2 separate regions of the Homo sapiens genome follow, and region 2 is linked to region 1. A link is an interaction called in ENCODE POLR2A ChIA-PET data of the cell type or tissue named here. Cell type or tissue: IMR-90. All regions are shown on one strand. Each heading gives the region's core, and the rest is flanking DNA. Links, peaks and the distances in the headings are about the cores only. Region 1 overlaps ATL3 (atlastin GTPase 3). Region 2 holds the start of SNORD22 (small nucleolar RNA, C/D box 22).

Region 1 (4,390 bases), core at 161-4,160:
TCATTCAGGCTAGACATGGTGGCTCACACCTGTAATCCCAGCACTTTGGGGGCCAAGGCAGGCGTGTCACCTGAGGTCAGGAGTTCGAGACCACCCTGGTCCAACATGGTGAAACTCCATCTCTACTAAAAATACAAAAATTAGCCGGGCGTGGTGGTGGGTGCCTGTAATCCCAGCTACTCCAGAGGCTGAGGCAGGAGAATTACTTGAACCTGCACGGTGGAGGCTGCAGTGAGCCAAGACCGTGCCACTGCACTCCAGCCTAGATTTCAGAGCAAGACTCTATCTCAAAAAAAAAAAAAAAAAGAAAGAAAGAAAGAAATTCAGAGCCACTTAGTAGCTGTGGACTTATGGGAAGTTCACAAAAAACTACCAGTGGGGCGTAAGGAATGAATAAAGAACTATTTCCCTAAGAGTATGTGTCACTGGTATTAAAGATGTTTTTAGGTAGTTAAAAGGACATAGTAATTTTAATAATTATGCATGTTAATGTATACTTTAAAACAACAAATCTGTATTTTGATAAATTATTCTTTAGAAGGATGCTAAGTTTAAGAAGTCTGTTTATTTATTTAAGACAAGGTCTGGCTCTATAACTCAGGCTGGAGTGCAATGGCACAATCTTGCCTCACTGCAACCTCTGCCTCTCCGGCCCAAGTCATCCTCCCACCTCAGCCTCCCAAGTAGCTGGGACTACAGGCATTCATCACCACACCCAGCTAATTTTTGTATTTTTGGAGAGACAGTGTTTCACCATGTTGCCCAGGCCCGTCTTGAACTCCTGAGCTCAAATGATCCACTCGTCTCAACCTCCCAAAGTGTTGGGATTACAGCGACACCGTACCCAGCCAAGAAGTCAATTTAAAGTCGACTTAAGGAGACATATTAAGTAAAGCTTAGTACTGACAGGCAGACATGGCCAAAATCACAGCGACACAGTACCCAGCCAAGAAGTCCATTTAAAGTAGACTTAAGGAGACATAGTAAGTAAAGCTTAGTACTGACAGGCAGACATGGCCAAAATCACAAAGATGGTTCCAAAATGACTTTGTCTAACCAGCACTGAAGGCTACACGATCATGGCAGGCAAAGCAGACAAAACAGTTTGACTGCAAGACTCTCTCCCCTTCAAGCTACTGGAATTGCTGCTCACTTTTTACATTTATAGTATCAGATAGCAACAGAAGGGTTCTTCGCACTTTTTTTTTTTTTGGAGACAGTATTTTGCTCTGGCACACAGGCTGGAATGCAGTGGTGCAATCCTAGCTTACTGCAGCCTCAAACTCCTGGGTTCAAGCAATCCTCCCACCTCAGCCACCAGAGTAGCTGGCAGTACAGGTGTGTGCCACCATGCCTGGCTAATTTTTTAATTTTTTTGTAGAGATGGGGGTCTCATTATGTGGCCCACATTAGTCTCAAACTCCTGGGCTCTAGTGATCCTCTCACCTCAGCCTCCCAGAATGCTGGGATGATAGGCCACTGTGAATGTGGATGATAGCCACTGTGGCTGGCTTCTTCCTACTTTTTAAGTTTTTGCAGACTATTGGAAAACAAGTTATAAATATAGGTTAAATGTCATGCTATCATTGTAATCAATGTATACTAATACTTTTCTTTCCTGTTATTGCCTGGATTAAAAAGGAAACACTTCTGTGAATAATCTCTTAGGGTTCTTATTGCCCCAGCAGCAGGTAAATCCAAGATCCAAAGACCTTCAGTCTTTCATACAAAGAACTAATGAGAAGAATTTATTCAGACTTCAGGGATAAGCCACAGTGTTAAGTACTGTGTAGCACTCAAAGAAATACAAAACAAAGTCTTGATTGTGGCAGAGATGTCTGGTTGTTCCCCCAATATTAATTTCTCCCTCCTGCTATATAATAGATTTTTAGCTGGGCATACAACTGCCCAGAAGAAACACATTTCCAACCCAAATTTATAGCTAGGATATGACCAGGTGACTAAATTCTGAACAATGGGAAGTGACTGGAAATAACAGACACAACTTCCAGATCAGGCATTTTCCCCCTGCTTGCTGGCTAGATGTAAAAGTGGGAGTGAATCATCTTGGGCCAGGCATATGAGGGCAACACCCCAGGAATGCTGGAGAAACAAGAGAGGTCAGATTTCGTATAGCAGAACTGCCATATTGGTTCACTTCTGTGTGAAAGAAAAATAAATGTCTACCTTGCTTAAATCACTTATTTGGAGGCTCCATCAAATACAGCCAAGCCTAGCAGCCAACACAACAGTCTTCCAGGACTTTACAATTAAGTTCATCATACCAGATCTTTTTGTTTTATCTATTTCACTATTAAAAGTTTACTGAGCGAGGCCAGCCTCGGTGGCCCATGCCTGTAATCCCAGCACCTTGGGAGGCCGAGGCAGGCAGGTCACTTGAGGTCAGGAGTTCGAGACCACCCTGGCCAACATGGTGAAACCCCATCTCTACCAAAAATATAAAAAATTAGCTGGGCGTGGTGGTAGGCACCCGTAATCCCAGCTACTCGGGAGACTGAAGCAGGAGAATCGCTTGAACCCGGGAGGCAGAGGTTGCTGTGAGCCAACATTGCGCCACTGCACTCTAGCCTGGGCAACAGAGCGAAACTCTGTCTTTTAAAAAAAAGCGTACTGAGCAATGTGAATGTAATGAGCAATATCAATGTAATGACACACAGCACATACAATAAGCTATTGTTTTTTTGTTTTTTTTTTTTGAGACGGAGTCTCGCTCTGTTGCCCAGGCTGGAGTGCAGTGGCGCGATCTTGGCTCAGCGCAACCTCCGCCTCCCGGGTTCAAGCGACTCCCGAGCAGCTGGGACCACAGGCATGCACCTCCATGCCCGGCTAATTTTTGTATTTTTAGTAGATAGAAGGTTTCACCATATTGGCCAGGCTGGTCTCGAACTCCTAACCCTGTGATCCACCTGCCTCAGCCTCCCAAAGTGCTGGGATTACAGGCGTGAGCCACCGCACCCGGCCAATAAACTATTGTAAAATGAATGAATGACATGTACCATAATGTGGTTGAAGGCTACAACCCAAAGGATCCAAGTGGCATTGTCAGAGCAGTAGACATGGAAGATAAAGTTACGTGGTTACAAGATGGGGTAATCCAATGATAAGAATGTATACAGTTGAGACTGGGCATGGGGGCTCATGCCTGTCAATCCCAACACTGGAAGGCCAAGGTGGGTGGATCACCTGAAGTCAGGAGTTCAAGACCACCCTGACCAACATGGAGAAACTCTGTCTCTACTAAAAATACAAAATTAGCTGGGCGTGGTGGCACATGCCTGTAATCCCAGCTACTCGGGAGGCTGAGGCAGGAGAATCGCTTGAACCCCGGGAGGCGGAGGTTGCGGTGAGCTGAGATTAAGCCATTGCACTCCAGCCTGGGTGACAGAGTGAGACTCCATCTCAAAAAAAAAAAAAAAAAAGAAGAATGTATACAGTTGTGTACAGTGAACTGCACTTCAAGAGAAGCTGAAGACTACTGAGGACAGCTATGGGGGAAAAGTCCTTACTCATCTCTTCCTCTCCCTGTAGCACGGTACCCAAGAATAAAGGAAGGGAACCAGGCTCTGTTTAGTTGGAAGAGCTGGGGTGATTCTGCATTTCTCTTCACACCAGTAATATAAGCATGATTATCAACACCCACCAGATTAAAAAAGATCTTGTTGGCCAGGCATGGGAGGTCTCGCCTATAATCCTAGCACTTTTGGGAGGTTGAGGCAGGCAGATCACCTGAGATCAGGAGTTCGAGACCAGCCTGGGCAACACGGCGAAACCCCATCTCTACTAAAAATATGAAAATTAACCAGGCTTGGTGGTAACGCGCCTGTAATCCCAGCTACTTGGTATCACTTGAACCTGGGAGGCAGAGGTTGCAGTAAGTCAACCACTGCACTACAATCAGGACAACAGAGCAAGACCCTGTCTCAAAAAAAAAAAAAGATGTTGTTCACTGACAGTGATCCTTGGGTTTGGGCTTATGTAAGGGAAGAATTATTTTGAGCTGTACACACCAATAATGCAAGTTAAATGGAGCTGCTTATATATTACACCTTTTTTAAGACTGGGTCTCACTCTGTTGCACAGGCTAGAGGTGCGGTGGTGCAATCATGGTTCACTGCAGCCTCAACCTACCGGGCTCAGGCAATCCTCCCACCTCAGCCTCCCAGTATCATCTCACTGCAACCTCTGCCTCCTGGGTTCAAGCAATTCTCCTGCCTCAGCCTCCTAAGTAGCTGGGATTACAGGTACCCACCACCACGCCTAATTTTTGTATTTTTAGTAGAGGTGGCGTTTCACCACCTTGGCCAGGCTGGTCTCGAACTCCTGACCTCAGGTGATCCACCCGCCTCAGCCTCCCCAAGTACTGGGATTA
Region 2 (4,390 bases), core at 295-4,294, 810 kb before region 1:
CACATGCCACCATGCCCGGTTAATTTTGTATTTTTAGTAGAGACAGGGTTTCTCCATGTTGGTCAGACTGGTCTTGAACTCCTGGCCTCAGGTGATCCGCCTGTCTCAGCCTCCCAAACTGCTGGGATTACAGGTGTGAGCCACTGTGCCCGGCCTTTTTTTTTTTTTTTTTTTTTTTTTTGAGATACAGTCTTGCTGTGTCGTCCAGGCTGGAGTCCTCCCAGGTTCAAGAGATTCTCCTGCCTCAGCCTCCTGAGTAGCTGGGACTACAGGTGCATGCCGCTACACCCGGCTCATTTCTTTTAGTAAAGATGGGGTTTCACCATGTTGGCAAGGCTGGTCTTGAACTTGTGACCTCAGGTAATCAGCCCACCTTTGCCTCCCAAAGTGCTGGGATTACAGGTGTGAGCCGCTGCACCTGGCCAGTCCCCACCTGACTTCTTTGTGGCTTTAACAAAAGATTCAGCTGTGGGCAGTGGGGAGACTTCCCTCAGTTTGCAAGTCAGTACCGTGCAGGTTCCCACTGCTTGCACTGCTTTTCTAAGTTTCTGTTCTGCTGATCCTCCATCTCTAAATTCTGGTGCTCCCCTAGGGTCCTTGGGTGGTCTTCTCAGAATTGACTCTTCCATTCTTGTGGTTGTAAATTATTGTGCTGACAACTCTCAAGTCTATGTGGCTACCATTTAATGAGCAAAAAATGTGTGTTGTTTCAGCTGAGTTGCTGTTCTTATAATTCTGACCGGAGAAATCCTAAAATTTACAAACAAAAATTAAAAACAGGGCCTGGTGCGGTGGCTCACACCTGTAATCCTGGCACTTTGGAAGGGCGAGGTGGGTGAATCATCTGAGGTCAGGAGTTCGAGACCAGCCTGGCCAACATATAGTGAAACCCCGTGTCTACTAAAAATACAAAAATTATCTGGGTGTAGTGGCACACGCCTGTAGTCCCAGCTACTTGGGAAGCTGAGGCAGGAGAATCGCTTGAACCCGGGAGGCAGAGGTTGCAGTGAGCCGAGATCACACCACTGCACTCCAGCCTGGGTGACAGAGCGAAACTCCTTCTCAAAAAACAAAAAAAAAGTAAATAAATAAAAAATAAAACAGGTAAAAATCCCGTAATTTATCACTACTTGGTGTCCATTCTCCCAAACACTTTGAGAAATATAAGGGTAGTCATTATCTGGTGGCTTACAACAGAATCACCCAAAGGGGGGCTACCTGTCAATGCAGGCTGGAGTCTCCAAGCTCAGGGAAGATTTAAAAAATTGCTCTTCTGAGGGATGCAGGGTGCAGTGGCTCATGCCTGTAATCTCAACACTTTGAGACACTGAGGCAGTGGGATCACTTGAGCCCAGTTCGAGACCAACTTGGGCAACATAGTGAGACTATCTCTACAAAAAATTAAAATTACCTGGGCATAGTAGGCATGTCCCTATAGTCCCAGCTACTCGGGAAACTCAGGTGTCGGATCGCTTGAGCCCAGGAGCTTGCGGCTGTGTTGAGACATGATGACACCACTACACTCCAGCCTGGGTGACAAAGAGCTTCAAAAGAAACAAAAACAAACACACACACAAAAAAAACCACACAAACAAAAAAAAAACAGAAAAAACTGAAGAAATCTCTCCAAACATATTCTGCCTGGTTAAAAAGATTGAGAACCGGCTTTAATACCTGGTGGCTTAAAAAAAAACCCACAAAAAACAAAAAACAAAGAAAAGCAGCCAGGTGCAGATGTCTGTAATCCCAGCACTTTGGGAGGCAGAGTTGGGTGGACTGCTTGAGCTCAGGAGTTCAAGACCAGCCTAGGTAATATGGTGAAACTGTCTCTAACAAAAATACAAAATTAGCTGGGCATGGTGGTGTGCACCTGTGGTCCCAGCTATTTGGGAGGCTGAGGTGGGAGAATCACTGGAGCCCAGCAAGTTGAGGCTGCAGTGAGCTGTGATCGCACAACTGTACCACAGCCTGGGTGACAGAGCAAGACCGTCTGAAAAAATTGAGAGCTGCTGACCTAACCATACACAACTCTGTACCCCATAGTATCCACAGGTTGGCACTGTCCCTGTGCTTTCCCTTCTTCCTCAAGGCCAATTAAAAAGCAGAGATTTGGCCAGGCACCGTGGCTCATGCCTGTAATCCCAGCACTTTGGGAGGCCGAGGCGGGTGGATCACCTGAGGTCAGGAGTTCAAGAGCAGCCTGACCAACATGGAGAAACCCCGTCTCTACTGAAAAAAAAAAAAATATATATATATATATATATACATATACACACACACACACACACACACACACACACAATAATTAGCCAGGCATGGTGGCGCATGCCTGTAATCCCAGCTACTTGGGAGGCTAAGGCAGGAGAATCGCTTGAACCTGGGAGGCGGAGGTTGCGGTGAGCAGAGATCCTGCCATTGCACTCCAGCCTGGGAAATAACAGAGAAACTCCGTTTCAAAAAAATAAAATAAAAAGCATAATTTGGCTGGGTGCAGTGGTTCCCACCTGTAATCCCAACACTTTGGGAGGCCGAGGCAGGCGGATCATGAGGTCAGATCGAGACCATCCTGTTAACACGGTGAAACCCCATCTGTACTAAAAATACAAAAAAGTAGCCGGGTGTGGTGGCATGCGGCTGTAGTTCCAGCTACTCAGGAGGCTGAGGCAGGGAGAATGGCTTGAACCCAGGTGGTGAAGTTACAGTGAGCCAAGATAATGCCACTGCATTCCAGCCTGGGTGACAAGAACGAGATTCCACCTCAGAAAAAAAAAAAAGGCACAGGTTTGGGAGGCAGGCAGATCACTTGAGGTCAGGACTAAGCCTGGTCAACATAGTGAAACCTCTACTAAAATCCCAATAACTAGGCTTGCTTCGTGACAGGTATCTGCAATCCCAGCTACTCGGGGCTGAGGCAGGACAATCACTCAATCCAGGTGGAGGCTGCAGGGAGGCGAGATGGCACTACTGCACTCCAGCTTGACTCCATTGTCCCTTGCTTCCCCCAGGAAAAAACAGATTTGGGCTGGGTGTGGTGTCTGTAGTCCCAGCCCCAGCTGCTGGTTAAAGTCAAGTAGGTTTGCTTAAGCCCAAAAGCTTGAAGCTGCAGTGAGGTTGTGATCATGTCACTGTACTCTAAGACTAGGCAAGAGAAAAAAAAAAAAGATGGATGTTCTACTCAGGTTACTCATTTAACACACTGCCTATCAGGCAAACTGTCAGATGTCCCTTCAAGTTCCAGGTACTTCAGGGAGCATGAGAGGAAAGCCAGTTTCCCATGGAAATTTACACACTGATGCTAAGAGACACATACACACAAAAAAAGTAAACAGGACTATGTAATCAATCATTTTATTATTTTCATCAACAACCAACACAGCAACACAAATTGACAGCCAGTCCTCAAGGGAACCTTTTTTGAAGTGAAGAGCAAGGCCCTGAATGAGCTACCTACATGGAACATAGTATTTGCAATATGCAAATGGAGACCTAAAGGCTCATGACGGGAACAGAAGGTGGCTGTATACAGAGGAACAGACACGAAGTGGAGTTATGGGAAGTTCAATCAACAATTGGCAACAAGCTAGGTCAGTAGTTTACGAAAGTGGTCATCTATACAGTGCCTGAGTTTGGGTTCTGGGCCTGGATCATGTAAGAAAGGCAGCAAAGTCTGGGTGCCATGAATCACACCTGCAATCCCAGCACTTTGGAAATCTGTGGTGAGAGGATCTCTTAAAGCTATGGCCTTGAAACCAGCCTGGGTAACAAAACCAAGCCCTTGTATCTAAAAAACAAAAGGGCAGGTAGATTCCAGATAAATAATGTTGCAGGAAGGGGGTGATAAAATACAGAAATGTGATACACAGCAAACCCTCAACTGCTGTTTCATTGGCTCCCAGTGTCTTAATCTGTGTCTGCTAACACTTTAAGGTACATCTGAAATACCCCCCAAACCCAGAAAGCTTTTCAACAGCTAGGTTGTCCAAGAACTTGGAAAATTCACCTTCTGATGTCCTCCAAGACAGATTCCTGCAGAGGTAAAAAAAAAAGTTCTTATTGGATTGGAAAATACAAATGAACACAATATTTAACACTATGTAACCTAGGAGCAAAAGGTTGCTATTATAAAATCAGTTAAATATTTAAACAGATACCTACCATTTTTTATACACCTTATTTGCTCAGACCTGGAAAAAATAAAACCAATGTTTTCAACAAGTGATGATTACTCCCTTTCTCTGTATAGAAATCTTTATCATCCCTCAGACAGTTCCTTCTGGAACAAATCTTCCTCTTCTCCCCCAGCCAGTCCCAGTGGGTTCACCTTTACAGGCTCTGGGACTAGGACAGAGAGTAAGACATGTGAAAGTTTCTTCATTGGGAATTTTTAGCA

The links. Peaks named below come from ENCODE experiments on the same cell type or tissue, not always from the same donor. Only the 100,000 strongest peaks of a DNase experiment are listed, where the experiment ranks them.
Region 2: POLR2A ChIA-PET joins it to region 1 with 13 read pairs; 4 of 35 experiments call an interaction of 5 or more read pairs at or near these places.

The regions. Positions count from the first base shown.
Region 1 is chr11:63,661,924-63,666,313 of GRCh38, forward strand. All of the region lies in intron 1 of ATL3 (atlastin GTPase 3), which reads right to left. Among named protein-coding and RNA genes, the nearest start is that of ATL3, 7.3 kb to the right of the region's middle. In IMR-90, for the core only: no CTCF peak of the experiment used is centred there; a DNase peak (open chromatin) is centred at 2,068; H3K27ac peaks cover 1,101 bases.
Region 2 is chr11:62,848,656-62,853,045 of GRCh38, forward strand. SNHG1 (small nucleolar RNA host gene 1) reads right to left here. Exons shown (of 9, transcript NR_152585.1): 8 at 4,156-4,184; 9 at 3,323-4,026. It overlaps SNORD22 (small nucleolar RNA, C/D box 22), which reads right to left and starts at 4,380; the gene lies at 4,255-4,380. RefSeq lists enhancers at 1,785-1,974, 2,025-2,084. In IMR-90, for the core only: no CTCF peak of the experiment used is centred there; no DNase peak of the experiment used is centred there.